Regions from separate parts of the Mus musculus genome. Here region 1 is linked to region 2. Evidence: chromatin loops called from intact Hi-C (ENCODE). Cell type or tissue: heart. All regions are shown on one strand. Each heading gives the region's core, and the rest is flanking DNA. Links, peaks and the distances in the headings are about the cores only.

What was found. A loop is a pair of places that touch in the nucleus more often than their neighbours do. Peaks named below come from ENCODE experiments on the same cell type or tissue, not always from the same donor. Only the 100,000 strongest peaks of a DNase experiment are listed, where the experiment ranks them.
Region 1: it touches region 2 in a loop (3-fold over the local background); 21 of 42 quality-filtered maps call a loop at or near these places.

What each region holds. Positions count from the first base shown.
Region 1 is chr9:89,964,811-89,980,455 of GRCm38, reverse strand. It overlaps Rasgrf1 (RAS protein-specific guanine nucleotide-releasing factor 1), which reads right to left. Exons shown (of 27, transcript NM_011245.2): 6 at 12,526-12,605; 7 at 9,910-10,103; 8 at 9,369-9,478; 9 at 5,573-5,691; 10 at 3,612-3,772. Among named protein-coding and RNA genes, the nearest start is that of Rasgrf1, 63 kb to the right of the region's middle. In heart, for the core only: a CTCF peak has its summit at 6,485 (motif pointing right); DNase peaks (open chromatin) are centred at 5,705 and 6,285.
Region 2 is chr9:90,068,387-90,084,031 of GRCm38, reverse strand. Ctsh (cathepsin H) reads right to left here. Exons shown (of 12, transcript NM_007801.3): 9 at 15,559-15,627; 10 at 12,107-12,213; 11 at 9,039-9,164; 12 at 7,937-8,350. The coding sequence ends at 8,275. Among named protein-coding and RNA genes, the nearest start is that of Ctsh, 22 kb to the right of the region's middle. In heart, for the core only: a CTCF peak has its summit at 6,939 (motif pointing right); a DNase peak (open chromatin) is centred at 6,991.

The sequences.
Region 1 (15,645 bases), core at 4,845-7,344, 100 kb after region 2:
TCAGCATGTCTGAGAATTACTTCATAGCCCCAAATCTATAAAAACGTGAAATCCTCCATTCTTGGTCAATCCCTCCTATTACCAATGGTGAAACAGGTCAGGTTTATGGATTCATTATAGGTATTGCTAACTCAATTTTATAGATTAAGAAATGAAGTCAGAGAGGTTAAGTCTTTGTTCAAGTTACCCGGTCAGCTATTGGTGGGCTCCTGAGAAAAAGCCTCAGGGGCCTCCTCCCAGCCCCAGGCCAACAACTCATTTACTACTATCAGGAAGAAGCTCTAGTGGAGCCTCTCACTTTGACACAGTAGTGAGGAGAGGCTCTGGTGGCAGTCTTCCTACCCACAGGCTTTGACACTCCCCTTTTGAAAGTGGAAGAATGAGCTGGAGAGATGGCTCAGTGGTTAAGAGCATTGACTGCTGAGTTCAATTCCCAGCAACCACATGGTGGCTCACAACCATCTGTAATGGGATCTAATGTCCTCTTCTGGTGTGTCTGAAGACAGCTACAGTGTACTCACATACATGAAATAAATTTTGAAAGAAAGGAAGAAAGAAAGAAAGAAAGAAAGAAAGAAAGGAAGGAAGGAAGGAAGGAAGGAAGGAAGGAAGAAAGAAAGAAAGAAAGAAAGAAAGAAAGAAAGAAAGAAAGAGAGAGAGAGAGAGAGAGAGAGAAGATGGAAGAATAATTCCTTTCCTCTTAGGTGTGGACTGGGCTGTGACCAGTATTGAATGAAAAGAGCCAAATGACAGCTAAGGTGTGCAGCTCAGGGAAGTGCGGCTCTGGGAACTGCAGCGTCACGCCTGCTCTCTCCTCTCTCTTGGATCACCTATCCCAGGGGAAGTGGGTGTTACACTGTGGGGAGAGGTGAGGAGTTGAGGCCTCCAGTCAGCAGTTCTGTGAATGAACCATCTTGGTTGGGTAAGCTTTTGGAGCACTGTGGCCTGGCAAACGTTGCTATTGCAAACTAGAGCCCTGAGCCAAGACTACTTCTAAGCCTCTTCTGACCTCCTGACCCATAATTGCGGGACAGTGTTTATTTTCTAAGAACTGATGTTAACATAGACCCAGCCACGTGACTGATCTATACATGAAATACTGGGCAGGCTGCCCACCTTTTTTTGTTGTTGTTAGAAAACTCAGAATTTATTTTTAACCACTTGCTTGGATCATTATAGTCTCATGTTATATATAGGTTGCTGCTTGTGAGGACAGCATCCAAGGGGATTCCCAGGCAACCCTGGGGTCTGCTTCTTGCTTCCTTCTTTGATGGCCTTGTGAAGTTTCCAGGACTTTTGAACAATAACCTTGCCCTATGATTTCATGGGGCTTGACAATCCTGGAAGCCCCCTGTTAGCTTTCTGTCTAAACTCCACCCCACAGTTACCTGGCAACAGCCAAGCTGGCATTCTCTTATTGGCTTTTTCTTTTTCTTTCTTTATCTCATCTGTGAACTGGGAAAGTGATAGTGTCTGCCTCAGAGGGGCTCTAGAAATTAAATATGATAAAACCTTGGGATAGGGACTAGCCATGGTAATCATTATATTGGAGGCCTTATTGTCTGTTATATGACAGGTTCATTATCATAGAATTTATAGTGACTGTTAAACTTACTGAGAATTTTTTTGTACCAGGCACCTGATACTCCCTTAGCATTCCTGGGAAATATTTTTTTTTAAGATTTATTTATTTTATTTATATGAGTACACTGTAGCTATCTTCAGGAACACCTGAAGAGGGCACTGGATCCCATTACAGATAGTTGTGAGCCACCATGTAGTTGCTAGGAATTGAACTCAGGACCTCTAGTAGGGTAGTCAGTGTTCTTAATCACTGTGCTATCTCTCCGACTCTATCTGGGGAATATCTTTATATTCATTATGCAGATGAGGAAACAGGCTTAGTGAGGTCACATGATTTGTTTGAGGTTTGCCTGGTACACAGCATGGTCAGCGCTCTGATCATGTGTTCTTTGCTAGAAGGCTACCCTTTAAATTTTTAAAATTCCAATTTGTGTGTATTTGTGAGTGAGTCTGTGCACATGTGCGTGCATGTGTGTGTGTAGCATGTGCACGGGTACCCAGGGAGGCCAGAAGAGGAAGTCAGATGCCTTGGAGCTGGAGTTATGGGCAGCCATGAGTTATCTAATGTGACTGCCGTAAGCCAAAGGTGTCATCTGGAGAGCAGCCAGTGCTCTTCACTGCTGAGCCATCTCTCCAGCTCCCAGGCTAACCTTTCAGAACTCCAAAACAAATAATAATAAAAAAGTAACCAACATAAAAACAGGAACTTCCTGTCTCAGATCAAGGATCGGCCTCTGAGTCTCTGCTGCGGCCTGCCTGTGCTTACTCTAATGCTGAAGGACGGGGGACCCAACCCTCCCAGCCTGGACAGAGATATCTGGAGTACGACCTGGAGCTAGCAATGAATGAAAGCCTCCCTTGACACGCAGTTTGGTTGGAATTTGAGTGTATAATATTTGTAAATTAATTTCTCCTTGTGCAGCCAACCAGCTAATCTACTGACATGTTAATATAAGTGGTGTAGTCTCCAAAGCCCGTGTTTGATCTAATACCTCAATGGGAGGTTACAGACCAGGCATCCCTGAAGAAAGGTTTCCCTGATGCTCTCACTAAATTAAGGGCACCTTCTGGCCCTTTTTCAGGATGCAACATGCTCACTTTTGGAATCCCATCTGCTTCTCCAGGATGGACATAGTATGGGAAGAGATGGCAGCATAGAGCGACAAGGTCTCATAATCAGCACAGCAAATCCATAGGCACGGTCAGCTATCTCATGCATTGTTTCTGTGGGGACTCTGAACTTTGTTTGCCTGATGAAATGTACACAAGACAAGGACATTTCCAAGATCACATGGGTGACAGAGATGGGGCCAGCTAGGGTTCAGAGCAATGAGACCATTAATGAGCTATGTTGGGGAGCAGTAGTTTGAACCCCAGGCTTTACCACAGAGCTGCATTTGAGCAGGTCTTAAAGGATGTGGCCAAAGGGTCTTATGCTTTGCTCAAAGAATGTCTTGAAGGGTCTGTCGAAGAAGAGGTAAGATTGTGTAGTTGAATACATAGCAGGAGCAAAGGTCCTGGGGTCTGCCTACTGGGACAAGCCAGGCCATTGATCTTGTGCTCCAAGAGGGGAGACCTGGTAACAACAATTCAGCAGCTTCCTAGGGTCACCTGACCCGAGGAGGGCTTCCTGTGATAGAGAAGTGGGTGTCTGGGAAAGTTAGGAGGGTTTTGTCTGAGAAACTTTGCCTAAAGATGACAAAGATTCCGTGTTGCTCTAATCCTTGGCTGAAGGGAATCCTCTACTCTCCCCAATACCTCTATCCATATCAAACACACACACACACACACACACACACACACACACACACACACACACACACCTGAATAACCATATGCTCATACTTGTGCCTTGAAGGGTTGGTTAGAACTCCTGATGAGCTGTGGGAGTCTCTGGGGCCTGACACCACCTTTCCAGATCCATGATTTTTTCAGGGGAAGTTATCAGGGGGTGCTCTACCCATTTCCACCTTCAGCTTCCCTAGGGTGTATCTATGTGTGTCCAGGCTCCTCTCCCACAGCCTTACCTTGGTTAGGTGCAGTTTCCCACCAGAGCCTCTGGTGCAGATAATGAGATGCTTGGAGAATAGGAAACACTGGCGCTCACCCTCTTTCTTAGTGGACAGAGACCCCAGGCGGCCCCTAGAGGACTTGCTCTTTTCAGACAAGGACATCTGCATGAGGGAACCTGTAAGAACAGGGGATAGTGGTGAGGAGGGTCTGAGCCTAGCCTCAGATGGTACAGATGGCACTACCCTATGGCCCAGCCTTGGAGGTGGAGGTACAGTCACACGTGGTTGTGGAACAAGGTAGTCCAAATCTCCTGGTTGCTCTTTCCCGCTCAGCCTCAGAGCCAGGGGACTGGGAAAATGAGAGCTCTGTACAGGGTCTCACAACCTCCCAGCCAGGGTCCAGGGTCATGGCAAGCAAAGGGACCCCTGAAAGAAATGGAGAGCCGGGCTGAGGTCCGGAAATGGCCCTGAGTAATGAGGCTGAAGAAATGGGGGCTGGAGGCAGGTTCTGGTGTCTTAGCATGATGGACTGCATAGCTGTGGCCACAGCAGACATCACCAATTGATTTCGGCACTTAGCTTCAGAGCCCAGACTGAGCATGTGATGATCCTAGGTGTAATACGGTAGAAAGCCACTGTTGGATAGAGTAGCTCTCTGTCTCTACTCTGGGTGTCCCACGTAACACCTGCTCTCTAGGTTCCTCTCCTGTTGTCCTCACTGTCCTCAGGGACCCTCGGCACAGTTTGCATTGGGCTCACCTCCCAGCCTCTCTCCTCTCTGTCTTCATCTCTCTGTCCCATAACCAATGTCATTCCAGACCACACTGCCCAGCCTCTCTAGGAAAGCCTCTCTCCCCTGACGTCCCCGCCCCTCTCTATGTCTGCTGCAACTGAGATGTTCATTTGTGACAGGTCTTCTTCTGCAAGGTGAGACTGGTTCTATTCTCTGGGGGCCTTGGAAGCCCATGGGGACTCGGTGTACAGAGGGCAAGGGTCAGTGTTGGCTGTGAGGCTGAACAGTGGGAAGGGCTGAGAGGGGCTCCAGGTCCTGCTCCAGTACAGAGGAGGAAGTGCTTTTTCGGGGTGATATGGCAGCTTCCAGGTCTTTGAGGGGACTGTCCACTCCAGGAGGGGCTTTTTCCCCAAGGCTTCAGAGAAGTAGAAAGAGGCTTCTTGGGAATACTTCTGGTATAGATCATGTCTTGTGCAACTCAGGGAGACGTGAAGACTGGGAACTGCCCCTGGGCTTCCTGTGTCCCAGGTAGACCCTCCTGGGGTCAAATGCAGCCACCATCCATGGAACATAATGTCTATCAGATCTTCCCCAGGGGCCCAGATTCTGATGTACCAATCAGTATAAGCCTCTCACAGAGCTATTTACTAGCTAGCGAACTCCAGACCTGGATGGAGGAGATGCTGGAAGATGATTTGGGGGCAGACATCCATCTGGGACAAAGGAGCAAATGCTGAGTCTAACATAAAACATGGCAGCCGCATAAGGTGACCTTCAAATGCATCACAGCTTTGATGTCTCTAAGCCATCAGGAGCTCAACAGGGCCAAGCCACCCAGACCCATTCTCAGGGTGAGCAGGAGCCAGAAGTGGTTAAGACCCATTTCAATGAGAACCCCTGAGTGCAGGGATCCCTCCCAATACCTCTGATAAATTCTATTCTCAGGGCCAGTGGCTATCTGTCCCCATTCTGTCTCCTACTTTCTCCATGGAAGGACAGGTCAGAGCTTACAACAAAAAGTCCATGGCTAACCTCGGTAGTAGACTCACATTTGGCATGACAGAAGACCAGTGGTATCTGCATGTGTGTGTGTGCATAAGTGTTGCTTCCATGTCAAACTTTTGCATCCCAGCAGTCTAGAACATTCCACAGTCACAGTTGCAGGTCAGTCTACTGATGATGTCCCTGAGTGCCACCCTCCTCTCAGGGACCCCTCAGTGGGGGTGCAGAGCAGCCACCCTACCTTGGCGCACGAAGGTCTGGCTGGTGTCCAGGAGGATCTCACAGCCCTCCGTGATCATACGCTCAATGGCCAGGTTTTTGCGGATGTTCTCGGTTTCACTGACTTCGTCATGCATGATCCTGGGGAGACAGGAAGTAAGAGATATGCTGGTCCACTTTCAGGAGGGGGATGCTCTCTCTCTAGGCAGACCTAAGAAGAGAAGCTAGGGCATGGGGCCCTGGTTAAGAAAGGGAAGGGTATTCGTATCTACTGAGTGCCAACTGTACGCTGGACACTGGCCAGGCTCCATCTGGTTTAATCCCCTGGCAGTACAAGTTGCCAGGTGTTTATTTTAGGAAAAATGAAAGGGAAATTGGCACGTTTCAGTGTTGAGCATTGTAGGATAGAGAACAGATCCAGTCCAGGAGGGAGATGTGAGCCCAGGATACCATTTCTTCTTGTAACCCACGTCTTACTATACACTATTTTCATCCACAAGCAGAGTTCCCCCCGTACTCTTTCCTCAGGCTGTCCCCTCCTGTACTCTTTCCTCAGGCTGTCCCCTCCTGTACTCTTTCCTCAGGCTGTCCCCTCCTGTACTCTTTCCTCAGGCTATCCCCTCCTGTACTCTTTCCTCAGGCTGTCCCCTCCTTGCTGGGAATCGAACTCAAGGTCTTGAGAATGATGCTCTACCACGGAGCTATGTACCAGATCTTTCTGCCATGTCTTTAAACAGCTGTGATTTTAATGTTGCATGGGCCCTGGAATATTATGAGATTTGTGAGTGCCTGCCAATTATGCTGGCTCAGAGAGAAAGACTGGCTTTTTATCTACTTGTCTTCTGGGAGGAAAACAAGCTGTTCGTTTTTTTTTTTTTTTTTTTTTTTTTTTTTTTTTTTTTTCTGTCTTCTGCAACTCTAGTACTGTCCAGGAGATGGTGCCATTTAATTACGTTGAAAAAAGTAACACGTGAGAAAAAAAAAGGGGGACTCTGGCAATTTTGTTCTGGTGGGTTCCCAGGCTTTTTAGGAAAGCAGAGAAGTACTGGGAAGCCGGGTGTGGTGGCACACGCCTTTAATCCCAGCACTCGGGAGGCAGAGGCAGGTGGATTTCTGAGTTCGAGGCCAGCCTGGTCTACAAAGTGAGTTCCAGGACAGCCAGGGCTATGCAGAGAAACCCTGTCTCGAAAAACCAAAAAAAAAAAAAAAAAAAAAGAAGTACTGGGAAATCCCTACCTACTTCAAGAAGAGCACATCTCATGGTTTTCTACCTATTTCTGAAGTACTACAGGCAGTGTCACCAAGAGGGCTGGTGACCACATGTGGTTTAATCTAAGGGTGCTTTGTGTGGGCTATAAAATGAGCAAAACCTCAAGCCTCAGCCAGAGGGCCCTCAGTTGTCCACGTGTGGAACGCTGGGGAGCAGGTGGGGCTCAGCATTTCAGTTTACTGTTTATTTGTTTGTTTGTTTGTCTTGCTTTTTTTCTGGTTTAGCACTCCCATTTTAATTTAAACTCTCTGGGACATCTAGACTGGCTCCCTTCTCTCTAGCAGCCTCAGTTTCTCCTTCTCCTCCACAGAAATGTTTTTCTGAGACACCCAGTTCCTAAAGATGGGGTTCCGTTTGAGAAATGCCAGTGGCAGAGAGAACATTTCTCACGGTGAAGGTGAAGTTGTGCTTGGGCATGTTGGACTCTGAAAGGTCCAAAGGGGGAACTCCACAGTGGTGGAGACATGACAAGGGCAGCCTACCGGGTAAGTTCGGCTTCTGAGGCAGACTGGTGCTAGGGACCTATGTGCAGACATAGCTGCTAAGCTCTTTGAGGGACCGCAGGCCCCAGAAGTGATGCTTATCACTGTGTTATCAGTGGTGCTACAGTGGTGGTTGAGGATAAAATGGCAAGACAAACAAACATCTGGTTCTTACGGAGAGCAGCTGGAGGTGTGGGAGGAGGTACAGCTCTGAGGACAGCTAGTGACTGGGTTGGAGAGGGAGGTGTGACTCCTAGTCTAGCCAGGGCTTGGCTATCTGATGGTTTCTTATCTTGCTAGGTTACTTCCCTTAGCACCCTATGGAGGCGGGTGGGGGGAGGTGAGAGGGTGAGAGAACGCTCCAGTGTGCCATTAAGGTTGGGCTTAGGAGAAGGTGCAGGTACTGGGTGGAAGGAAGAGTAGGATGCATATCTTGGCCTCTCAGGCCATCTGCACCTCAGGCATCTATCTCTCAGCAATGAGGAACCTTAAAGGACATCCTAGGCATTTCCTCTGGGGAGGGAGGGAGGAGCATGTAGGATTTGGACCTGCAGAGGGTTCTTTCTTTTTCCTGCCACAGGCTCTACAGATCTGCAGTCACACACCCCATATGCTTCCCCGGTCCTCCCTCCTGACTCAGTAACTCTGCAGGTTCTCAGAAGGATCAGGCTAGGCAGCTTGTCTCCTGCCGGGCTCAGCCTGCTCCTCTGCTTAGCTTGGAGCTGAGCCCTGCCTGATATCCTTTGCTGGCTCCAGGAAGTTGAGCCTCCCTCATCCTTATTCCTAATCGGCTATGTCTGACCACAGGGCTCAACCTCATGTTGTGACCTCCATCGAGGTTCAGTCCTAGGCTCTGATGTCTTCCTGACTGAAGTCACTCCTGTGGCAATATAGCATGGTGGTTGTCACCAAACTGATGACACCTCTTGATTCCAGACTCTAGAACCCTCCTTTCTGGTCTCCTCCACTCGGGTATCTAAAGGCATCCTGTCTAGAATCATTAGTCTTTTCTCGTTCTCCCATCCAGTCCATTGGGAAATCCTGCTAGCTCTGCTTACAGCCAGGGCAGGAGGGACAGACATTGATGGCAGATGACAGAGGGAAGGGCTCTTCCTCTGAGCTCCATTCCCAATCTAGGCCACTCCCCCCCACACTCCCAGCACCTTAGTGGGGGTGTGTGTGACAGGGCTCCCCTGACTGCTTCTGTTCTTGTGGAGGAAGGCCCACTCTGGACTGCAGGACAGAGAGACGGCCAGGTGAGGAACTCTAGACTGGAGGACCAGAGTGTCCTTAATGGTCACAGCTTTTCCACCTGTCACCTCCTGTTGCTATGGCAACTCCAGCTAGTCACTTGGGAATTCCGTCCATGGGGGGCTCTTACCACCACAATGTTTTTTTTGTTTGTTTGTTTGTTTTTGCTTGTTTTTTTTCAGATAAGGCCCATTAGATTCCAGGGTAGCCTTGAAATGTAAACTTTGGATTCCCCTGTCTCTATTTCGTAAGTGCTGGGGTGTAACAGGGGCCACCATAGCTGGTTTTATGTAGTATTGGATACTGATCACAAAGCTTCGTGCATGTTGGGCAAGCACTCCATCAACCTAGCTACATTCCTGCCTTGTTTTTGTTTAAAACTTTTTTTTTTTTTTTAAATATGGTTTTAAGTAGCTTACTTGGGCTGTCTTCCGACTTAAGAGTAGAGGCTGGCTTTGAACTTCTGACCTTCCTGCATTCATCTTCTGAGTACTAGGATTTTTTAGGTGTCTAACACTAAACCTGGCTTACTACTACAGGATTGGACAAGCTGACACTGAACAAAAGGGGAAGTAGGTGTTGAAAGTTCCTGGAAGCTCCTCTCCTAGGTCGTGGGTCTACTTTAACGGCAGGGTTCTGCAGGTCCTATCAGTGCCAGCGACCACACCCAGCTGCTTCATCTAGGCCTGTGTGTAAGCTGTAACCTGCGCAGGCCAGTCAGGGGACCCAGCCTTGAAAGGAGGCAGGCTGTGATTTTCCTGAGGCAATTCTCAGCCCTGCCCTGCCCACCCTTTGCACCGTGGCTGGGCACTCACCTGGACAGTTCCTCTAGTTTGGATTTGGCATAGTCCAGGCTGTTGCGCTCCACATGCTCATGAGGTGTGTGGGCCAGCAGCTCATGGAGTGTCAGGATGTACCTGGGGATCTGTGAGTGGCGAGGGACATGGTAGGACGGGGCCAGGAAGACGAGGAGCAGGTGGAGAGACAGAAAGGGACAGGGAGCGAGGAGGGACAGGGCAAGAAGGGAGAGACGGTGATGGTCGACAAGAGATGCACAGGAATGAAGGAGAGGGACAGAAAGCAAGAGAGTCAAGAATGGATCTTTGAACTCAAGAGACTGAGGAGGAAAGCAGGCTACATCTCTGATGTGCCTGGAGAGCCAGGACAATGGGGACCCATGCATGACTGTCTCCAGGAACTGCCCCTTCACCTTCCCCACTGCTGGAGGGGACAGGTGCATGGGGGCTCAGCTTGCTCTCCACCTGCCAGGATTTTGTGGGGAGGGACTGTGTCCTGCCAGCTGTGCCCTCAGTGCCCCCGCCCCAGCCCACTCCCTTGTAGGTCACCAGCAGTCACCTGGAACATTGGGTAGGTGAGGAAGGTCTCCAGTGTGCGCTCCTCGCAGTCTGGCTTGGCCTCGTACTGCTTGAGGAGCTTGTCAAAGTCCCGGTTTTGCTTGCAGTGAGCAAGGATCTGGAGGCTGTACTGGTGGTTGCGGACGAACTCCTGGTAGATGTTCAGCATGGGCAGCAGGATATCGAACAGGTCCGCTGCAAAGGAAGGTGGGGTCCACAGATCAAAGGCCGAGGTGGCCCCAGGCCTTGGGCCCATTGGCTCACCCAGAGAGGCTGTGTGCGAGGTTCAAATCCCACCTCAACAGAGAGATCCTACCTTGGGGGAGTGGGTTCGGGACTAAGGCTTACAGGTGTGGGCTATCTTGTGGTAGCTCTGACTGGAGAGGCTTAGAGAGATGGTAAGGAGTCCCATACCCTTATGGCTGTTGTTCCCAGGGGCCCTGCTCTGGGAACCATCTCCAGAAGACAGCCTTGGTGTAGGTCAGACCTTCTTATCTCATGGCTGATCCATGTGGAGTGTGGGCAGCAATTGCCTCCACTCAAAGTGTCTTTGTAAGAGGCTGGCTCTGTGTGTGTGTGTATGCACATGCGCATATATAAACACACGTGATGGTTTGTATATGCTTGGCCCTGGGAATGGCACTATTTGGAGGTGTGGCCTTGTTGGAGTAGATGTGTCACAGTAGGCATAGGCTTTAAGACCCTCTCCCAAGCTGCCTGGAAGTCAGTCTTCCACTAGCAGCCTTCAGATGAAGATGTAGAACTTTTAGTTCTGCTTGCCTGGATGCTGCCATGCTCCTGCTTGGATGGTAATGGACTGAACCTTTGAACCTGTAAGCCAGCCCCAGTTAAATACTACCCTTATAATGTTGCCTTGGTCATGGTGTCTCTTCACAGCAGTAAAACCTTAACTGAGACAGTGTGTGTGCGTGTTCATGTGTGTGGGCATGTATGTGGTGCCCACATACCTCTGTATGTTTGTGTGCGGAAGTCAGAGTTCAGTCTTTGGGGTCATTCTTCAGGAGCCATGGCCTTGCTTTCTGAGATAAGGTCTTTCCCTGGCACCTGGGCCTTGATGATTAGGCTAGTCTGGCCAGAAAGCCCCAGGGATCTACCGGTCTCTGCCTCTCCAGCACTGACTGGGAGAATATAAGTGTATGCCATTGTGTACATTTAAAAAAATGTTTATTTGTTTTTATTTCATGTATATACCTAGGAACAATTATGTCCTCATTTTTCACGCATGCTTTGCTTGTGTAAACATATGTGCATGCAGTATCCATAATGGCCAGAAGGGGCGTCAGAGCCAGCCGGAACTGCAGTTACAGACCATTGTTGACCTCCTGATGGGTGAAGGAGAACCAATCCTGAGTGCCCTGAGAGAGCAGCAGTGAATATGATCCCACTGGGCCCAGGTTGAGATCTTTTGTGGCTTCTGGGATTTCACTCAGGTCATTCATTATTCCCCTGAGACAAACTTTTTACTGACTGAGCTATCTCCCCAGCTCCATAGAGCAGGGTTTTTGACGCAAGAAATTTCTAAAGAGTGAAGGGGGCTGGAGAGCTACATCTGGCCTGGTTCTCACTATGACTCTGTAGCCTCAGGGTCTTCCCCTCTGTAGTGAAGGGAACACTGCAGTTCCTTTACCTACCAAAGTGGGAACCTGGCACAGGTGCCATTCAATGGAAGGCACAGGTGCGGCTCAGCCCTGGAACCCAACAGCACAGCTTTCTAGGCAATGCAAATGAAGCCGGAGCCTTTGTTCTAGTAATCCAACTTCTGGAAACTTATCCCATAAAAATGGTCCCTAAAGATTTGCAATGGCTTAGAACCATTAAGAAGAGCGAGCTGGTTGCCTGGTTTATGGTATGTATCCTTAGGGACACTGGCTCATTATACAGCCATCAAAAAACTCAGCATGAGAAAACTGGGCGTGGCAAAATGCTCCATTTACAAAGCTAAGCTAAGATGTGACATGTTGCCAGGTGTGGTGGTGTACAGCTTTAATTACAGCAGTTGGCGGGCAGAGGCAGGCCGATCTCTAACAGTTCAGGGTCAGCCTGGTCTCATAGCAAGTTCCAGATCAGCAAGGGCTACAATAGACACCCTATTGTAAACACCAGCAGCAGCAGCAGCAGCAGCAGCAGCAATGTATCAGCATAATGTAATAATCTGATGTGAGCAAATGAATGAAATGTCTGTACAAACAAGCTCCAGACTCTAACTCCCTCTGTTTTCAGTCATGTGAAATGGGAAAAGAAAACTCGAACACTCTCAGGATCTCTGTGTATAGGGAATTGTGGAAGGAACATGGCCATGACTGGGGTGGCTGTCTTTGAGGGACAGAGCGACAGGTGATATTTTAAGTGTTTTCTACTTTTCTGGAGTTTGAGATGTTCGCCGTGGGCATGTTTCTGGGTGGGCATGTTGCTGTTGAAGGGGAAGGTGGACAAGCAAATAGAAGGGTCTCATTTCTTTCCAGGAGCACATGACGGTTGTCCTTCTCCTCTCAGGGACCCTGGGGTCTACAGAGAGACTCACTGATGATCTAGAGGGACAGAGCTGTCTCCTGCCCTGGAAAGGAATATGTAGGACGCCATGGGGATGGCTACTCACCCAGCACCAGGGTGGGCCAGCTGGAGATACGGGCCTTCAGGCCTTGGTAGAAGATCTGATGCAGGAACATGATGGTCTCGCTGAAAGACAAAGCACAGGTGAGCTTCTGCCTGGCTTTCCTTCCTCCCTGGGGTGGACCCTGCTGAACATTTTAGTGCCATGCTAAATTGAGGCCCTTAATAGGGGCTCTAAACACCTAGGACTGAGTGGCATCACACAAGCCCCTCTGTGCAAGGGGTGTGAGCCCATGAAGATGGCAGAGAAGAGCTGCTGTGGCCAGCAGCCAGCTGTGTGCAGAAGAAGCCTTCTCTGCTGTCTCCCCCTACTTCATCTGCCTCAAGGTATTAGAGAGACGTGGAGAATACAGAACACCAGCCACTGACGGTGGGAAGAGATGGGGCCTGGGACCCATCTAGAATGATGCTCACATCTGACTTAAGGCTCTTTCCTAGCTGTGTATTCTCCAGCCAGGACACCTAACATCTCTGAAATTCATATCCTTCTATGTGAAATAAGCTGAGGTGAAGAACCTCTTGCAGTGCTGAGGCTGCTTGGATACCTGGTATATAGTAGGAGCCTAGCAGAGCCCAGATCCCCACTGTTCCTTTAATGCCTTCGTTCATTTTTTTACTCTCATGCCTTACCCACTCCTTTTCCTTCTTCCCCTTCCTCGTCTGCTGTGCACAGAACCTTTTAGACTTCCTGAGGGGCCTTTGCCCGTGGACCCCGCTCTACCCACCTGTGCTGATCATGGCTCCGTCACCTCTTCCCCCTGCTCAGGTGGTACTGATACAGCAAGACCCCCCTCAGAGCACAAACTGCTGTGAGAGAGAACACATCCGAGCAGGGAAGCCACTCCAGGCAGCCAGAAGACATGCACCAGACACTAGGACATCCACCAGTGAGGAAAGGAAGCTCTTTAGAGCCCAATACCGAACAAGCCAGTGTAGCAACAGCCTAGCAACGGGCCAGGGATATCACAGAAAGGATGGTAGAGACAGCTTGAAGACATTACATGGGGTGGCTATAGACCATACAGCAAAGCAAACAGGTTAATTAATCGAGTCACAAGATTTTTCCCCCCCTTACACTCAGTGTTTGTTAAAAGTTACATTTCCACTCTTCTGCAGTCTTGAACGTGCAGTATCATGATGTCTCTGCGTGTCTGTATGGTGTGTATTTCGTATAAGCACACTTGTGGGTACCAAAGACCATCTGCATGAGAGTGGAGACCAGAGGAGAATAGAAAGTGTCCTGCTCCATCACCCTCTGTCTTGTTCCTTTGAGGCAAGATCTCTCACTGAACCTGGAAATGGGCTGGCAGCCACCAAGCCCCAGCTATCCTTACGATTCCGCTTCTCAGCACTGGTGTTAAAGGCATGCGTAGCGATGTTAATTTTTTACATGAACGCTAAAGATTTGAACTCAGATTCTCAGTCTCATGTAGCAAGAGCTCTTGCCCACTTAGCCATCTTCCCAGTCTGAGAATGATGACCTAAACATCCACACACCCTAACTGAGTAACAGTTCCTTGCTGAAAGATGCTAATGGATTCCTGAATCCTCAGAAAGCCAGTCCTGCTGGTGGAGGGTCTTGCAGCAACACTGAGCACTGTGACTAACGAGGTGACTGCTGAAGGTTAGAGTGGCTTTGGTGACTTCTTAAAATAAGGCAACAGTGAAGTTTCCCAGATTCGCTGCCTCCTCTCTTTCAGGGCAGGTGTTCTCAGTTCTGGATTTTACGGCCAGGCAAACTTCTTCCAAACTTAGAACCCCAGACCCTGCTGTTGCTGGAAGTAAGTTTCTGCAGCACTCCAAACCCTGGCACATTAGAGTGTTCACAGGGTCTCCACGGGCCAGAGCTACCCAAAGGCACTAGTTTCTTGCTTATATCCCAAGACTGCAGCCCTCCCAGCTCGTCTTCAGACTCCACTTCTGATTCTGGCTCTTTGCTGTTTTCCCCACACCTGAGGTGAATCTATCTGTGGAAGTCACCTGTGAGAGAGACCATTTTCTTCCAAACTCCTGTTAACGTTGATGTCTCGGTCTTTCCCCTGAATCACAGATGTTCTTTCAGACATCTACAATGGGTGTGTGTTCTCCAGAAGCTCTTGAATGAACTCTGACCAGATCCTTTAGAAAAAACCTTACCTGTGGCAGCCTTACAAAAGTCTATTACTGAGCCGGGCATGGTGTCGCACGCCTTTAATCCCAGCACTCGGGAGGCAGAGGCAGGCGGATTTCTGAGTTCGAGGCCAGCCTGGTCTACAGAGTGAGTTCCAGGACAGCCAGGGCTACACAGAGAAACCCTGTCTCAAAAAAAAAAAAAGTCTATTACTTAGATAATCAGATTTGAAAGTTGATAGTCTTCCTCGAGTGCCCCAGCTGTAGACCAGATGTCATGTTAGCAGGCAGGAGATAAGCATTTGCTTTGTATGTCTCTATCTAAGCTCTGGAGTGACCAGGGGCACTGTCAGTCACTGGCACTATTTTGGAAGGAGCTTTTCCTTAGCATTAGATCTCAGCAGTGGACTTCCATGCTATATATAGATGTGCCAGGCTCCCTTCACAGAGTGCAGGTGAGGAAGGCTCAGGCTTCTGAGAATTCAGAATTTTAAACGATCACTGGCTTAGCCTCTATGTCTGGGTCCTTAGCAAGACAGCCTAGTCTTTGAAGCTCGGAAACCAGACATCAGTTTCTCTGTAGCTGGGACAGTCTTCCACAGAACTGTCTTTTCTGTCAGGCTCTTTGGTCCACATGGAGAATCAGGTGTGCAGTGCGGCCATCATCATGGAGTATCTCTGATCCAGCTTCTGGACAACTTCCTCCAGTTTCCCCAGCAGTCCCTTGCATTGCACCTTGGAGGAATGACTTCTGTCTACAAACGTCTGCCAGCTTCTACAGCTTTCTCACCTCTCTGCTTCCTCTGAGTTGAAGAGAGTCAGTGCATCCCTCTGGATTAGGTCCCAGCCTCAGGCAATGCTATTGTTTATTTGAGCTTCCCTCCTGACCACTCAGAATGTCTCTCTAACAGGAACATGACTGCTAGCTGTCTTAGCATTGGTGTTTATTGGACCAGTGCCTCCTTTTTCTTTAAATAGATTTATTTTTGTTATTTTT
Region 2 (15,645 bases), core at 5,603-8,102:
CCTAGTTTATTTTGATTCTTTGGGAAAGCTTTGTGAAGTGTATTTTCTGGTATTCTGGTTTGCTTCACAAGCTTACAACTGGGTAGTTTTTGTTTTTTCCCCTTTGAGTCAGGGTTTCTCTGTGTAGCCCTGACTATCCTGGATCTGCCTGCCTCTGTCTCTTGATTCATTAAAGCCACATATCACCACTACCCAGCACAACTCTATAGCTAAAAGCAACATCATTTTCTTTTTGGTTTTAGAAGTGAGTTTTCGGGGGCTGGTGAGATGGCTCAGTGGGTAAGAGCACCCGACTGCTCTTCCGAAGGTCCGGAGTTCAAATCCCAGCAACCACATGGTGGCTCACAACCATCTTTAAGGAGATCTGACTCCCTCTTCTGGAGTGTCCGAAGACAGCTACATTATACTTACATATAATAAATAAATCTTTAAAAACAAAACAAAACAAAACAAATGAACAGTAGGGTCGGGCATGGTGGTGCACGCCTTTAATCGGGAGGCAGAGGCAGGCGGATTTCTGAGTTGGAGGCCAGCCTGGTCTACAGAGTGAGTTCCAGGACAGCCAGGGCTACACAGAGAAACCCTGTCTCAAAAAAAAAAAAAAAAAAAAAAAAAAAAAAAAAAAAAGAGGTTTCTGTGTTGGCCCTGACTGTCCTGGAACTCACTCTGTAGACTAGGCTGGCCTTGAGAGATTTTTATGCTTATGCCTCCAAGTGCTAGAATTAAAGTTATGTGCCACCACCATAGTCCAGCATTTTACACTGGGTCATGTGGAGCAAATCTGTAAACCCAGCTCTAGGGAGGCTGAGACAGGAGACATACTGCATGATTAAACCCAGCCTGGACAACATAGCTTGAGTCAGGACAGGTGCCAAGGACCAGCCTTGGCTAGGTCAGGTTCCGGAGGGAGGGGTGTTTGGTAATAGCAAAACAAATGAGTCAAAGTCAAATTGTGGGTCCAAGCTGATGGCCTAGGTTCTGAGATGGCTTTCTAGATTGCTCAGACAGCTTTTTTTTTTTTTTTTTTTTTTTTTTTTTCTATTTAAAAAACTGGTTTGAGATAGCAATCTCTGCTAGTAAAAATTTTAAAAGCTATCTGGATAGCTCATGGGTTTTCTGACCAAAGTCAGAAGAGCTGCTATAAAAAATTTCTTGAATCTTCCCACCAAATCAGGATTCCTGTTAGAAAAAGTTCTTGAGCTGTTTTTATTTTTCCAGAGATCTTCAGATAGCTTTCTTCAGAGAAAAAGTTCTAAGAAAATACTATTGCTTTCTGCTAGCTCACCTCATGCAGACCAAAACCCAAGTTTTTGTTTTTGTTTTGTTTTGTTTTGTTCTTTTTTTTTTTTTTTTTTTTTTTTGAGACAGGGTTTCTCTGTGTAGCCCTGACTGTCCCCAGAACTCACTCTGTAGACCAGGCTGGCCTCGAACTCAGAAATCTGCCTGCCTCTGCCTCCCAAGTGCTGGGATTAAAGGCATGCACCACCACTGCCTGGCAAAACCCAAGTTTTTAAAAATTTATGTCAATTCAGTTATTTATTCCAGGTTTCCTTTTGATTCCCCTGGGAAGCAGCATCCAGAACCCCTACCCCTTTAAATCTTAGGAGACCCCAAGCACACATTTTCTTTTAACATTGTAAAAGAATTTAGAATTTAAGCACAGATGGTAAACTATGGTGAAGAGGGATACATCCTGAAATCACCATCTCTATCACATCTGGGCCTAAACTGTGTCCCAGGCTGACCTTGAACTCAGGTATCTGTCTGCCGTTGTGTCTTTCTGGAATGTCCTCTGTTAACGTTAATAACTATGATAAGCATAAGTCACCTGATGGTGGAAGTGTGGCTAATGTCTCAGCAAAATGAACCCTCGGGACTGCCCTTAAGGCTGTGGAAAAGAGCTGGGCATGGTGGCGCACACCATCAGTCCCAGCACTTGGGAGGCAGAGGCAGGCGGGATTTCTGAGTTCGAAGCCAGCCTGGTCTACAGAGTGAGTTCCAGGACAGCCAGGGCTACACAGAGAAACCCTGACTCAAAAAACCAAACCAGGGCTGGTGAGATGGCTCAGTGGGTAAGAGCACCCGACTGCTCTTCCGAAGGTCCGAAGTTCAAATCCCAGCAACCACATGGTGGCTCACAACCACCCGTAATGAGATCTGATGCCCTCTTCTGGTGTGTCTGAGGACAGCTACAGTGTACTGACATATAATAAATAAATAAATCTAAAAAAAAAAAAAAAAACCAAACCAAACCAAAACAAAACAAAAAGGCTGTGGAAAAGAAATCTAAAAAAAAAGCTCAAAATATATAATTTATCAACTATGCAAAAAAATAAATAAGGAGCTTCACTAATCGAAAGGAACAGATACAGCTACACTATGAGCCAGCTTACCAGAAAGACACAACGGCAGACATATACCTGAGTTCAAGGTCAGCCTGGGACACAGTTTAGGCCCAGATGTGATAGAGATGGTGATTTCAGGATGGATTCCTCTGAGGAATATGAAAATATGTAGGTTATTATACAAACCAACCTTATGCTCATGGCAGCCATTAACACTCTGGAGGTCCACATCAGCTGGCCTTGTCCCAAGGGTAGGAACTGTGTCATTATTTCCCCACCAAGGCCATGTGGGACCCAGCAGACAGGCTTCCTGGATAGTTCCTGTGACAGGTGTGATGTGGGTGCGGTCTTAGCTTTCTGCCATGCGAGGGCTTTGGCATGTCACACGTGATTCAGGGTGAAAATAGCTAACCCATTTAAGGCAGAGCCTCAACAGTTCATTTCAACACTGTGACCACCTAGGAGCCTGCAGTTACTGTTGTCCTCTGCAAAAAAGCTTCTCTTTATGGGCATGAACATAAATATTTTTTGTTAATTTTTTAAATTTGTTTTTATGTGCATTGGTGTTTTGCCTTTGTGTGTCTGTGTGACGACGCTCTGGAACTGGAGTTATAGAGAGTTAAGATCTGTCATGTAAGTCCTGGAAAGTGAGCCTGGGCCCTCTGGAAGAACAGCTCTTATCTGCTAAGCCATCTCTCCAGACCCCTAAATACAGATATTTAGAAGGCAGTTTTCATTTAGCAAACTTCCCCCCTGGTACCTATGGCCTCCATAAAAACAACCAAATTTTTGTCTTGTATATGTTTTGCTAGCATGTATGTATGTGTACTGTGTAGGCACCTGGTGCCCATGGAAGACTGAGGAGGGTGTGGGATCCCTTAAAACTGGAGTTCTAGATGTTTCTGAGCCATCACGTGCCTACCAGGAATTGAGCCCATGTCCTCTGCAAGAGCTGCCTGTGATCTTAACGGCTAGATCATCACTGCATCCCAGTTTTCTGAAAAAAATGACGTAATGATTTCATCACATATAGCAGCAAGCACACTGCCTGGTTTTATAATCACTATTCTGATTGCTATAGTCTGTAAGAGTCTAGGCACTGCACTGTAGCAATGAGAAGACAGGTCTATGAAAGGGGTTTTGTCCATTCTCACATCTCCTGGAATATAGCTATTAACCACTGTTTGCAAAAGTGGTTTTTTTGTTTTGTTTTGTTTTGTTTTGTTTTGTTTTAACGCCATGGTAAGGATGGGGGGGGGATAGATATCTTACTGTGCTAATCAAGTATTCTACCTTGAGTTCCATCATCTATCACCTCAAATGAGGCATTTTGGGGGATGACAAGGTTGCTCAGTGGGTAAAGGTGCTTGTCGCCAAACCCGATGATCTGAGTTCAATCCCCAGGGTCCACATGAAAGTAGGAGAGAACCAATTCTCACAACTTGTCCTCTAACTTCAATATATTCATTGTGGTACCTGCATGTCTACACACATACACGTGCACACATACAAAATAAACAATTGCAATACAAAATTAAAGGAGGAAGGGCCAGTGAGATAGTTCAGTGGGTAAAGGTGCTAGCCCACAAGACTGAGTTCAATTCCCAAGAGCGATGAGGTGGAGGAAGAAGACAGACTCCTGAGGGTGGTCCTCTGCCCTGTATACATGCTTCGTGAACATGTGTGTGTCCCCTCGCCCCTTCCTAAATAAAAATATAATTAAAAGCTTAATTACATGTAAAGATGCAAATATAAAATAAAAGGGGGATCTTGCTGGGGTATAGGAGTTTTTCACATATTTCAGATGCTAGACCACCAAGGTTTTGCAAATCCTGTTGGAATTTTCACTTTATTACAAAAGCCTTCAGGATGATCTTTCATTTTTCAGCTCTTAAAAGAGTATGTGTCCTTACGGTTTGCTTTATATAGGGTGCCATTTATGGATAGAATGGTTTTGCTTCTTTGAATGTGAATACCCACCCGTTCTACCATCCTCCTATCTGATTGCCCAGGCTATATATGTCTTAGTTAGGATTTCATTGCTGTGAAGAGACACCATGACCCCGGGAACTCTTATAAAGCATTTAATTGAGACTGACTGACAGGTTCAGAGGTTCAGTCCTTTATCATTATGGTAGGAAGCATGGCAGCATCTAGGCAGGCATGGCACTGGAGGAGCTGAGAGCTTTACCTCTTGTACCGAAGGCAGTTAAGAGAAGACTAACTTCCAGAAAGCTCCAGAAAGGTCTCAAAGCCCATCGCCACAGTGACACACTTCCTCCAACAAGGCCACACCTACTCCAAGAAAGCAACACCTCCTAATACTGCCATTCCCTGGGCCAACCTTACTCAAACCACCACAGTGTATAATCTGCTGTACAGAGCTGGTGAGAGCCAATTCCTGTCTTGTGTCTGTATCTCACCATTTACATGTTAGCCAAGGGTTTTGTTTTCTCTCTCTCTCTCTCTCTCTCTCTCTCTCTCTCTCTCTCTCTCTCTCTCTCTCTCTCTCTGTATGATCAGTGCACAATGTTTGAGACTTTTACATACTACACTTGTACTGTGTCATTGACTGAGCTATAGCCTCACCCAAATGTTACCTTTTTTTTTTTTTAAGTTGCATTTATTTATCAAAAAAATTGGAAGGACTCAACTGGTACACTACTTGTGACAAAGGTGCCATATCACAGCCAGATCTTAGTAATAACTAGAGTATAGAGGGGCTCTAGTTTTGCAATTATTTTGTAAATTTAAAATGGTGTTTTGAAAGAACATGGTAATTTAAATGGAACATAGTAGTTTAAAAGAACATAGTAGTGAGAGTTCAAATTAAAGTAGTTTAATTGTGAATTTTATGACACCTTTTATTGAATGGTAAAAAACATAGGCCAGTAGTGTACACCTTTAATCCAAGCACTCAGGAGGCAGAGGCAGCCTGGCCTATGCAGGGAGTTTTAGGCCATCCAGGGCTAGCTACACAGTGAAACTCCATCTCAAAAAGAAAAAAAAAATCTGTCTTCTATTACTGATGTATGTCTTCATTTCCCATTTTTAAAGATTCTTTGAAGTTAATTATCCTTAATTTATGTACTACCTTAATGGGTGACATTTTATATGTCTTTAATACAAAAATAATCTCTTCTTGATACTTGTTTATAAAGTGGATTTTATCTTGCAGCTGATGAGATGGCTCAGGAGGTCAGGGCACTTGCTGCAGCCAAGCCTAGTGACCCGAGTGGGAGACATAGACCCTTCATTGTGGAAGGCAAGATATCCACAAGCTCTCCTCTGACCTCATGCATGCACATCCAAAATAAATATATTTTTTTAACTTTAAAAAAAATTATGTGTATTGATATTTTTTTGCCTGCGTGTATGTTTGTGTAAAGATATTAGATTTAGGAGTTACAGCTAAGTTATGAGCTGCCATGTGGGTGCTGGGAATTGAATCTGCGTCCTCTAGAAGAGCATTCAGTGCTCTTTACTGTTGATCTATCTCTTCAGACCCCAAACTAAATATTTTAAAATTGACTAAAACCCAGTAAAATTTAAAAACTCTTTACTCCTTCCCCAGGTAAACTGAATATTTTTTTTTTTTTGTTTCGAGATTTTAGTTGGAAATATACTACACTTATATTTCTACTTCTAGCAAAAGTCAATTTACATTAATCTTATCACTTGAGAATATACTTACTGTGCTCTGTGCTTTTTTGGGGTGTTTCATAATTTTCTTGTTGTTGGTTTTTTGAGATGGAGCTGACCCTGTAACCTTGTCTTGCCTGGAACTTGCTATGTAAACCAGGCTGGCCCTAAACTCACAGTGAAAGTGTTGGGACTAAAGGTGTATGTCACCACACCTGCAAAGTTTTTTATAATTTAATTATTTTCTTCATATAACACTTTGGGTAGTTATTCCTAGATACCATTTTGTTGTTATATAGGTTTTTTTCTGATTTTGTTTAAATTTTTAAAAATTTTTAAATTAGCCATTTTCTGAGTTCTTTTCCATTTTCGTTTGTTTTGCTTTTCCATGGAGCTGGGGTTTGAACCCACGGCCTCATGAATGATAGACAAGCATGGTAGCTAGATTGCAGGTTCATTTTGAGCAGTTGTGGTGTCCTTGGACCTTGCTGCTATTTCCTGTCTTCAGTGGGTTTCTTCTCATACCACTCTCCATTGACTTGGGAGTCTTTAATACACCTAGAGTTATACTTTTATTTCATGTTATTTTTTAACTATGACAAAATTTTTTTTAATCATGTTTAGGTCTTTTCAGTATGTGTGTGTGTGTGTGTGTGTGTGTGTGTGTGTGTGTGTGTGTTGGCACTAGAAATTGAACTTAGAGCCTCACACAGTCTTGGCAAGTACTTGACAAGTATATTGACTTACATAGTCTTGTGTGTGCATATGTATATGTATCATGTATGTGCATACGTGTCTTGAGTACACTTGTGTGCTGAGGCCACCAGGGTACATTAAGTACCTTCTATATTGTTTATTATATATGTACATATATAATTTTTGAAAATTATTTTTGTCTGTGTTTGTTTTGCCTGAGTACCTGTGTACCATATGCATGCAATGCCCTTGGAGGCCAGAAGAGGGCAGCAGATCCACAGGACCTGGAGTTACAGATGGTTTGGACCTGCAATGGAGGTGGATGCTGGAAGAGTTACAGAGGGTTCTGACCCACCTGTGGGGGTTCTGCTCCTCTGGAAGAGAAGCCAGCGGAGCTGCCGGTCCAGCCCGCCATCTTATTTTTTGAGACAGTCATCTCTCCTTGCGTATGAGCGTGCTGTTTACGAATCTGCCGGTTTCTATCCCCAACACTGGGTTTGAAGCACACGTGGCCACTCCCAGGTTTTATGTGGGTGCTAAAGACTTAAACTCTCGTCATCCTATGTTCACAGCAGATGTTCTTACCCACTGAGCCACTTCACAAACCCCACAAGTCCTTTTGAGTTTTTGAGACAGGGTCTTACTAAGTGACCCAGGCAGGCCTTGAATTTATGATTCATATGAACGGCCTTGCCTAGATGGTGATGATGATGATGAGTGTGTGTGTGTGTATGTGGGTTGACTTAGTTGTAGTGTCTTATGTAACTAGAACTTTCTAATAGATTAAACTACAATTACATTTGTCAAATTTTGTCATGAACATTTTTTTTCCAATTAAGTTTCTAGCTCTCAGGAGGCCCAAGGGCTACAGCCGGCTGTAGACAAGCCCCTGGAGCTGAGAGGCCTGCAGAATAGCCTCTAGAAGAGGGCATGCGGTGTAGAGGACAGGGGCATAAGGGCTACCCAAAGGAGGGCCTGCTGAGGAAGTGGTGGGGCACCCCTACTGGGAGCCAGTGACAGCAACAGCAGTCACAGAGATAGATGAGATCTTGGCTCTACCCTGGTTGTGCCACATCCTGGCCTATTTGCTCCATTCTTCCTCCCCGGGTTTGGAAACAGCAGAATCTCTAAACCTGCTCTCCCTCCTGGGATCTCCATCTGGCAGGCATCAGCACCCGAACCATACTCCAAGCAAGCAAGCGATGCTTTCTCTGTCCAGAGAGATGGAATTGAATGTCAGTTAGAGACCTACGCCCAGGGAGGTATTTACTGTGTGTTTATTGAATACACAACATAGAAAAGGTAACCATTACAGCTCCCAGTACATGAAGAGAGCTGGAAAGAGAGACGATTCTAGGTCCACGTGGGTTTGGGTCATTAAAAAACCACAATCCAAGCGTATTTCTGGTGATGATGTCACGTGGGTGGGCTTGTCGCTATTCAAGTTTGTCCTTCCTGTCTTTAGGCGTCTAGACTCAGGAGTGAGAGGGCCTCTGGGTGGATTTCCACACAATTTTCTCCAGGGTGGCATTCTCATCGAAGGACCAGTTCCTCCCTTGGTCTGCCAATCAGTTGCCCGTGCAGCCGTGGCTTATACCTGAGGAATGGGATAGGAGGCACAAGCAGCCAGGCCACACATGTTCTTCCCACGTTCAATGAGGAAGTACCTGGGCAGAGAGAAGGGATTGAGGACTGATTAGTAGCATCTTCGCCTCAGAACTTTCTAGAATGTTCTGGTGCAAACCAAAACTTGAGAGATTAGGCCCTCTGTATTTCTTCACAGAACAGCTATTTTATCAGCAGGAAATGACTGGCCGCACTTTGTAACTAAATTCTTCCTTTTTCTCCTTGCATAGCCTACTTCTCCCCGGAATTGATGGAGGTTCCCTTCTTGCTGCTGTCTGGGTCCTCATATAGCTATCTAACAGCCAGTATGGCTTCCTAAAAACAAAAACTCTCCTTCTCAGTTGTGTGTGTGTGTCTGTCTCTTCATCCTGATTCAAAGGGGGTGGGGGTGGGGGCTGTCACTCACTGTAACGAATTCACTGATTTCATTTCTCAGACCCTTCCAGAGGTTGGTTTTGTCCCAGCAAGACGTTGAGGTCTGCCTGTAACCTTCAGTTACAGACCTCATTAGCTGATTAGTGTCCTGTCCTTTGCAGACTTGTTGGGACCTGGGATCCTATGATGGGGAGGGTCTTGCTAACAGGACCTTGGCATGTGAAGGTTCCATTCTCATGTTCTCCTTTCCCTGGCCTGGTAGAGCTTGCTGTCCAACTCCCGAAGACTCTTTAACTTTGAAGTAGTGATGCCTCCTACCACCGGACGCCTCAGACATCAGCAACAAGGGCTTACCCATTCTCCCCCCACTGGGAGCCCCAAGAGTTTTTCACAATCCAGTAGAGTAATCCATTCTGTTCTCCATAGCCAACCGCCAGGACTGCATGGTTTACTTTATCTGGAGTTTTATGACAGGATTTACTGGAAAAGAAAATGAAATTTATAAAGGCTTGGAGTATAGGGCGGATAAAGGCAAGGACTGTCACAAACAAGGGCTCTTTAGTGCTGTAGAAATGATTCCCACTGGAGGCAGGCTGGTGTGTTGGGTCTCAATTAGCTACGGCTCAGCCATGATGGAGTCAACAAGTCTCATCAGTTCTCAGCCCTTCTGCTTCAGTAGTCTCCACACGATCCCACTCCATGTGAACACTTCTGATTCCCGGCAAGGGGAGGAGTCCCTGCTGCACTTCTATAGGCTGCAGTACTGGACTGGAGTCCAGCCACTGCTCTGCTGCTTCTGCGTTCCTTCGAAAAATGACCTTGTACTTAGGGCAAATATGTAGGCTTGCCCTTTAGCCTCTGAAAAACTCTGGGACTTCGAGAAGACAAACTGCAGTGGCCACATGTTGATTCAATGGGCATGGAAAGAAAGGGTGTGGGGGCATAAGTCTTTAACCCTAGTACTCTGGAGACAGAGGCAGGCAGGCAAACTCTGTGAGTTTGAGACCAGCCTGGGCTACAGAGAGAAACCCTGTCTCAAAAAAGAAAAGAAAAAGGAAAGGAAAGGAAAGGAAAGGGAAGGGAAGGGAAGGGAAGGGAAGGGAAGGGAAGGGAAGGGAAGGAAAGGAAAGGAAAGGAAAGGAAAGGAAAGGAAAGGAAAGGAAAGGAAAGGAAAGGAAAGGAAAGGAAAGGAAAGGAAAAAGGAAAGGAAAGGAAAGGAAGAAATCAATTCCCAAGGGCATACAGAAATTAAGTGGACTTTGAACTGTCATCAGAATGTGTCACATTCAGGGCAAGGTGCTGAACGACGGACAGTAGGACCCTCTCTGCTCTTAGAAAGCTTTGTTTGGTAGGGGGCAGTTGGCAGAGGAAGCTGCTCTGTAATGGACTGCGGGATGTGCCAGTTAAGTAGGGGATAGGGGCCCCAAGGAGTGGGACCTAAACCAGTAGGGTGGGAAGTGAAGATTCCTTGAGGAGCAGGGGTTATATATGAAACTATAAGCCCTTCCTCATGGCTCACATGAGGGAATAGGGGCAGAATGAGCTTTGTAGGAGAGACAAGAAGGGAGGTTTGTTGACAGATGTGTGCAGAGGAAGAGGGGAGCAAAATCACCAAGAACCCTGGGTAATGGGGAGGGAGGCCTTGGCTATTTATACCCAAAGCATCATAGGGCTAGGGAGATGGCTCAGGGAGGAAAGGTGTTTTCCACACGAGTCTTGAGCATCTGAGTTCAGATTCCCAGCATACATGGGAACATGTGTAACAGCCAGCTTACTTTTGGAATCCCAGTGCTGGGGACGTGGTGACAGACAAATTCCTGGAGCACATTTACCTGCCAGACCAGCTAAACTATTGAGCATTAACCAGGGCTAGTGAGAGACCCTGTCTCAAAAACTAAGAAAGTCATCAGGGAAAACACGTTAGATTGACTTCTGACCTCCACATACATACACTACATACACACACAAGTGCATGTGCACCAACATAGTTATGTTGACTTCTGGCCTTCACATGTATATACATGCATACTTGGACAGACATGAATATATATATATACATATATATACATATACACATTTATATATATATATATATATATATATATATATATATATATATATATCCTCTTACACAGAAATTTTCATAGACAGAAAAGCACTTCAGAAGGATTCTGGGTCCAAATGGAGGAGAGGCCTGGATGTCTATTGTAGGAGAGACAGATGTTAGGAACAAGCCAGTGAGGAAGCATCTAAAGATGGGATGGTATGGAATAGAGAGGAGAGGAGAGTGAGCAGCCTGTTGTGGCTCTGGCCTCTCGCACAGCATCAGGGATGTGGGTCTGCTAACAGACATAGATGCCTTCAAGGAGCCCTGGGTCAGGCAAATGCAGGGTTGGAGGTCTCCATGGCCGAATTGGCAGGGTCTAATAACACTCAGATCTAAGCATAGGTATAATACTTGGAAGGGACTTGGTGGGCCATGGATGTTCCTATCAAATAGCTGGCAGTGGATTTATGGTTGTATAGAGGGCTGAGGGCAAAGCCCAGAAGAACATGGACATTCTAGGGGTAGCTGGAAAACAGAGAAGATGGAGGAGCCTGGAGAGCAGGGGGAGTAACTAGATAGACTCTTTGCTGAATGTGTTCCTGTAGCCCAATGGGCAGCCTAGGGACTGTAGAAATCCCATACTAGACATGCCACGGGGGGAGGGGACACGGTGCAGCTCATCAATAGAGCGACTGTCTACTAACCATGAGGCTCTGGGTGATAAGGTCTCTCTCTCTCTCTACGGTCTTCCTGAAGAACCAGATAGTGAACTCTCTAGCATAGAATTCTGATGTCTGAAAACAGCTATTTTTCCTTTCCCATTTTTGATCCTTTTTTTGTGTGTGTGTGAGACAGGGTCTCATGCTGACAAGACTAGCCTTAGCTCTACACGTAGCGAAGGATGACCTGAGAGTCTGATTCTCCTGCTTCCTCCTCCTCAGTGCTTGGATTTTAGGTATGGACCATCACACCCCATTTATGTGTTGCTAGGGACCCACCCCAGGCTGTGCTGCCTGCTAGGCAAGCCCTCACCAAGTGAGGTACATCTCCAACCCCATCTTCAAATATTTGGCTGGATGTAGCACTTCTGTAGATGACCATAGAGCTCTGGGCATGGATTTTGGCCTTAGTCATGACTTAGCCATCGTGGCTGGGCCTGTGGCATCCTTCACTACCTCTCTTTTCTTTGCTGGGTTAGAGACTTGGTCCCTGACACTCAGAGCTGAAGGAGACAAAGAGAGGTACGCTAAGTCTCACAAGTATCTAATTAGGAGTCTAGGTTGAGGCAGAGACCGTGCGCGGGGTTTGAGGAGGTCCATCCAGTCTTCTCCAGTCTCCCTCTGATTCCCCTCCCCCCCCTGCCCCCTCAGCTTACCTGGAGTAGACGCCACTTTTATACATCAAAAAATCTTCAGTCACCTCAAAGGCGAAGCTCACAGGGTTGTATAGAGCCACAGCCTCAACCATTGCAGCCTCGTCATTCTGTGGACAGACAGAAGGGCTGACAGACATGCAGGGCATCTCCCACCTCCCCTCCATGTTTATGGCCTGTTGTCTGAAGGTAGGGGCTGGAGTTCCAGAGCTGTGCAGGTAACCTTGAGGGACAACAACCCCTGACATTGAGCAATAATGCAGACTCCACCTTCTTATGCAGGGTGTCAGCAAGCACCCTTTGGATTGAATTTTGTTATTTTTTGAGATAGGGTCATAAGTGGTCCAGGCTGGGCTCAAACTTGTTACCTCAAGCTGAGGGCCATACTTGTGGCCCTGAAGCTGAGGATGATCTTGGACAATCTTCCTGCCTTCATCTCTCAAGTGCTGGGATTACAGGCTTGAACTACCATGCCTGGCTTGGATGAATTTTATCTTTTAGAAACCTTTTAAAACAGGGCATGATGGCACACACCTTTAGTCCTTAGCACCTGGGAGGCAGAAGCAAGTGGGCCTCTGAGTTCAAGACCATTCTGGTCTACATATTGGGTTTTAGAACACCCAGAGCTATATAACAGACTGTCTCAAAACAAAAAGTAAAACTAAACAGATTGATGGGGACGGAGCACGTTAGGCGAGTGTTCTACACTTATGTATGTCACTATGCCGTGTCTTTGTTGTTGTGGTGGTGGTGGTGGATCAAACCTAAGGTTAAATCTCATGCGTGCTAAACAAGTGTTCTATGACTAAGATACACCTCATTTAGATTTTAATCTGGCTTATAGTTCTTCCTCCCAAACCAGACTAGCTCCCTTGTGGCTTTGGCCTTTGCCCTCCCTTTCTGAGCGTCTGGAAATCTCTCACTTGTCTCCCTGACAACCTCACACACAGTTCAGCCGTTCATTCTCTCAGTCACAACTGACCACTGAGGCCATCCTACGAAAGATGCAGAGATGAGTGTGACGCTCTCGCTTCAGCTCCACATCCAGGAAGACAATCTAGGGAACCTCATGGGTGGAACAGAGATCTTACAGATCCAAGGATAGGCAATAACTATACCGGGGTGGAAACAAGACCAGTCAAGGCCTTGAGCCTTCTGAGCAGGACCTGCCATGTTGGTGGGGGAAAGCAAGAAGGGAGTCATGGGAACTTTTTGGAGGCAGGGGGACAGCAGCAGCCAGAAGCACTTGGTAGACCTCCAAAGTCTCCCTCCAGGGCAAAGGTGGTTCCCCTACTCTGTGTTTTACAGCAACCCAGTTGGGAACAAAACTGAGAGGGAGCCACAGTAATGAGATGCTTAGGAGTGGAAATGATGCAGGAGATTCAGTGAGTTGAGGCCAGGGCTCAGAGAAGGGAAGCAAAGCACAGAAGGAGACAGAGTGCAGAACTCGGTGTGTCCTCGCTCAGGCAATGGGTTCCTTCCAAGTATGGCTAGACTTCTTGGGAGCACAGGAGATCACAGAGGCCTGCCGCGTTAGGGCAAGAACCTCGGTGGCTGGCACTGTTTCAACGCTCTCCCTTGTCCTGTCTGAGAGTTCTGGCCTGCTCTCTGGGGCTCTGCTTGTGCTCCTGACGTGTCTTCCTGGGAACCAGACAAAAGGTAACTTTTGAGTGCTTCTTTCACTTCCTGGTGGAGTCCAGTGGCCCAGAGGGCCAGTCTTGGTGGGTGTGTTAAAAAAACAAAACAACAACAACAAAAAAAACAGGTTTCTTTCTAGGAGACGATAATATCTCTATTGCAGGAAGTGAGCTGTATTGCTGAGGTGGTTAACGCCAGTTCTGGAGTGACATTCCTCAGTCAAATCCAGCCTCACCTCTCAGCTCCTGGGCACATTTTTAAAGCTCCTCTGAGACTTAGTTGTCTCATCTGTCAAATGGAGTTAATAACCACATTCCTGTCATAGGTTATTTGGAAATGAGGCCCATCGGGTGGCTTTATACTGCCCTAATCACTCCAAACTGTTATTGCTATGGGGAGCTTGGCATGCCCTTTCTTTGGATGGTAGCTGCTGTCATTACAGAAAGTTCATGTTTGTGCCACACGCCCCCTTACCTGCATATCACATCTGCACACGTCATGGAGGTTTCTCACATCATACACACTCCTCCCTGACTGAGCCCATGCCTCCCAGACTCACGAGGCCACTCATGCATGCTCACACGTTCTCTTGGAAAAGCAGGGTGTGACTGCGTGTTCAGGAATGCTGCCCTTCAAGTATAACAGACATTACCATCTTAGAGTGGCCCTGATCAGACTCAGTAAGATTTGACTTGCTGGTGTTCCCTCATAGGAGGGGGAAGGGAGGTTCATGAGACTCTCCCCCGTGGTTGCAGATATCTCCCCCCCACCTGCCGAGTCTCTGTCAAGGCTATATAAACTGTCCCAGCTTCATGTGGTCTCTGCAGGTTCTAGTGTACATAGGAGGTAGCATGTGCTATCTATGCAGCTATATGGAGTTATTATCATCTCTAACATGGGACATTTTGATGACACAGCCGATTTGAGGTTATTCACATTCCTGTAAGTAAGCCCAACAAATTCACAGGCTCACCAAGCTAGACTTGGGTGCACTGTGATCATTTTGGTCTGTTGTGGGTACCCTAGCTGGTGTGAGCAGGCATCTGTTACTATCTTACGGGAAAGCTCCAGGTGAGGTGTGGCAGACCTTATTAGAGCAATGATGGGTTACTCTCTTTCCCTCAGCCTGGGGGCTGAAAGGGAGACCAGCAACACAGGATACACACAGCCCCTACCTAAGCCACAGGCAGGTGACAGGGGTGGGAACAATACTGTGCCTTTCAGACTTGAGGAAGGCTGGGGCTGCAGCAGATCTTAGTCTGGCCTGACTGACAAGCGCATGCCCCTCACCTCCCCATGTGCAGACTTGCCTGGGCCAGCCACGAGTGCAGTGGTTCTCAACCTGTGGCTCACGACTCCTTTACGGGGTGCTGTTGAACGACTGATCAGTTCACAGGGGTCACATATCAGATATTACCTTATGACTCATACCAGTAGCAAAATTACAGTTATGAAGTAGCAATGACTAACTTTAAGGTTGGAGGTCATCACAACAGGAGGAACCGTATTAAAAAAAGGTGGCAGCATTAGGGAGGTTGAGAACTACTATGCTAGAGGGATGGTGGGGATTATTGCATTTTAGACAAGAAAACAGACCCACAGGCACAAAGTCCCCCATAGACCTGTAACCCAGAACCCAGTGCACCCCCTGTCACCCCATGATTCCTTCCTGTCTTTCACCACATAGCCTTTATATGGTGAGCAGGGGTCAGCAATAACCCAGATTCCTCCATCTGTGACAAGCTTCCCAAAAGAGCTGCTCTTCTGGCCTCCATAGCAGAACACACTCCCTAGCTAGAGCTGGACGCAGTACTCACGAGTGTGATGTTGACAACATTCTTGACGAATGCAACAGCTTTTTGGGGGTTGAATCTGCATGAACTATCCTGTTCGGGGTGAAATAG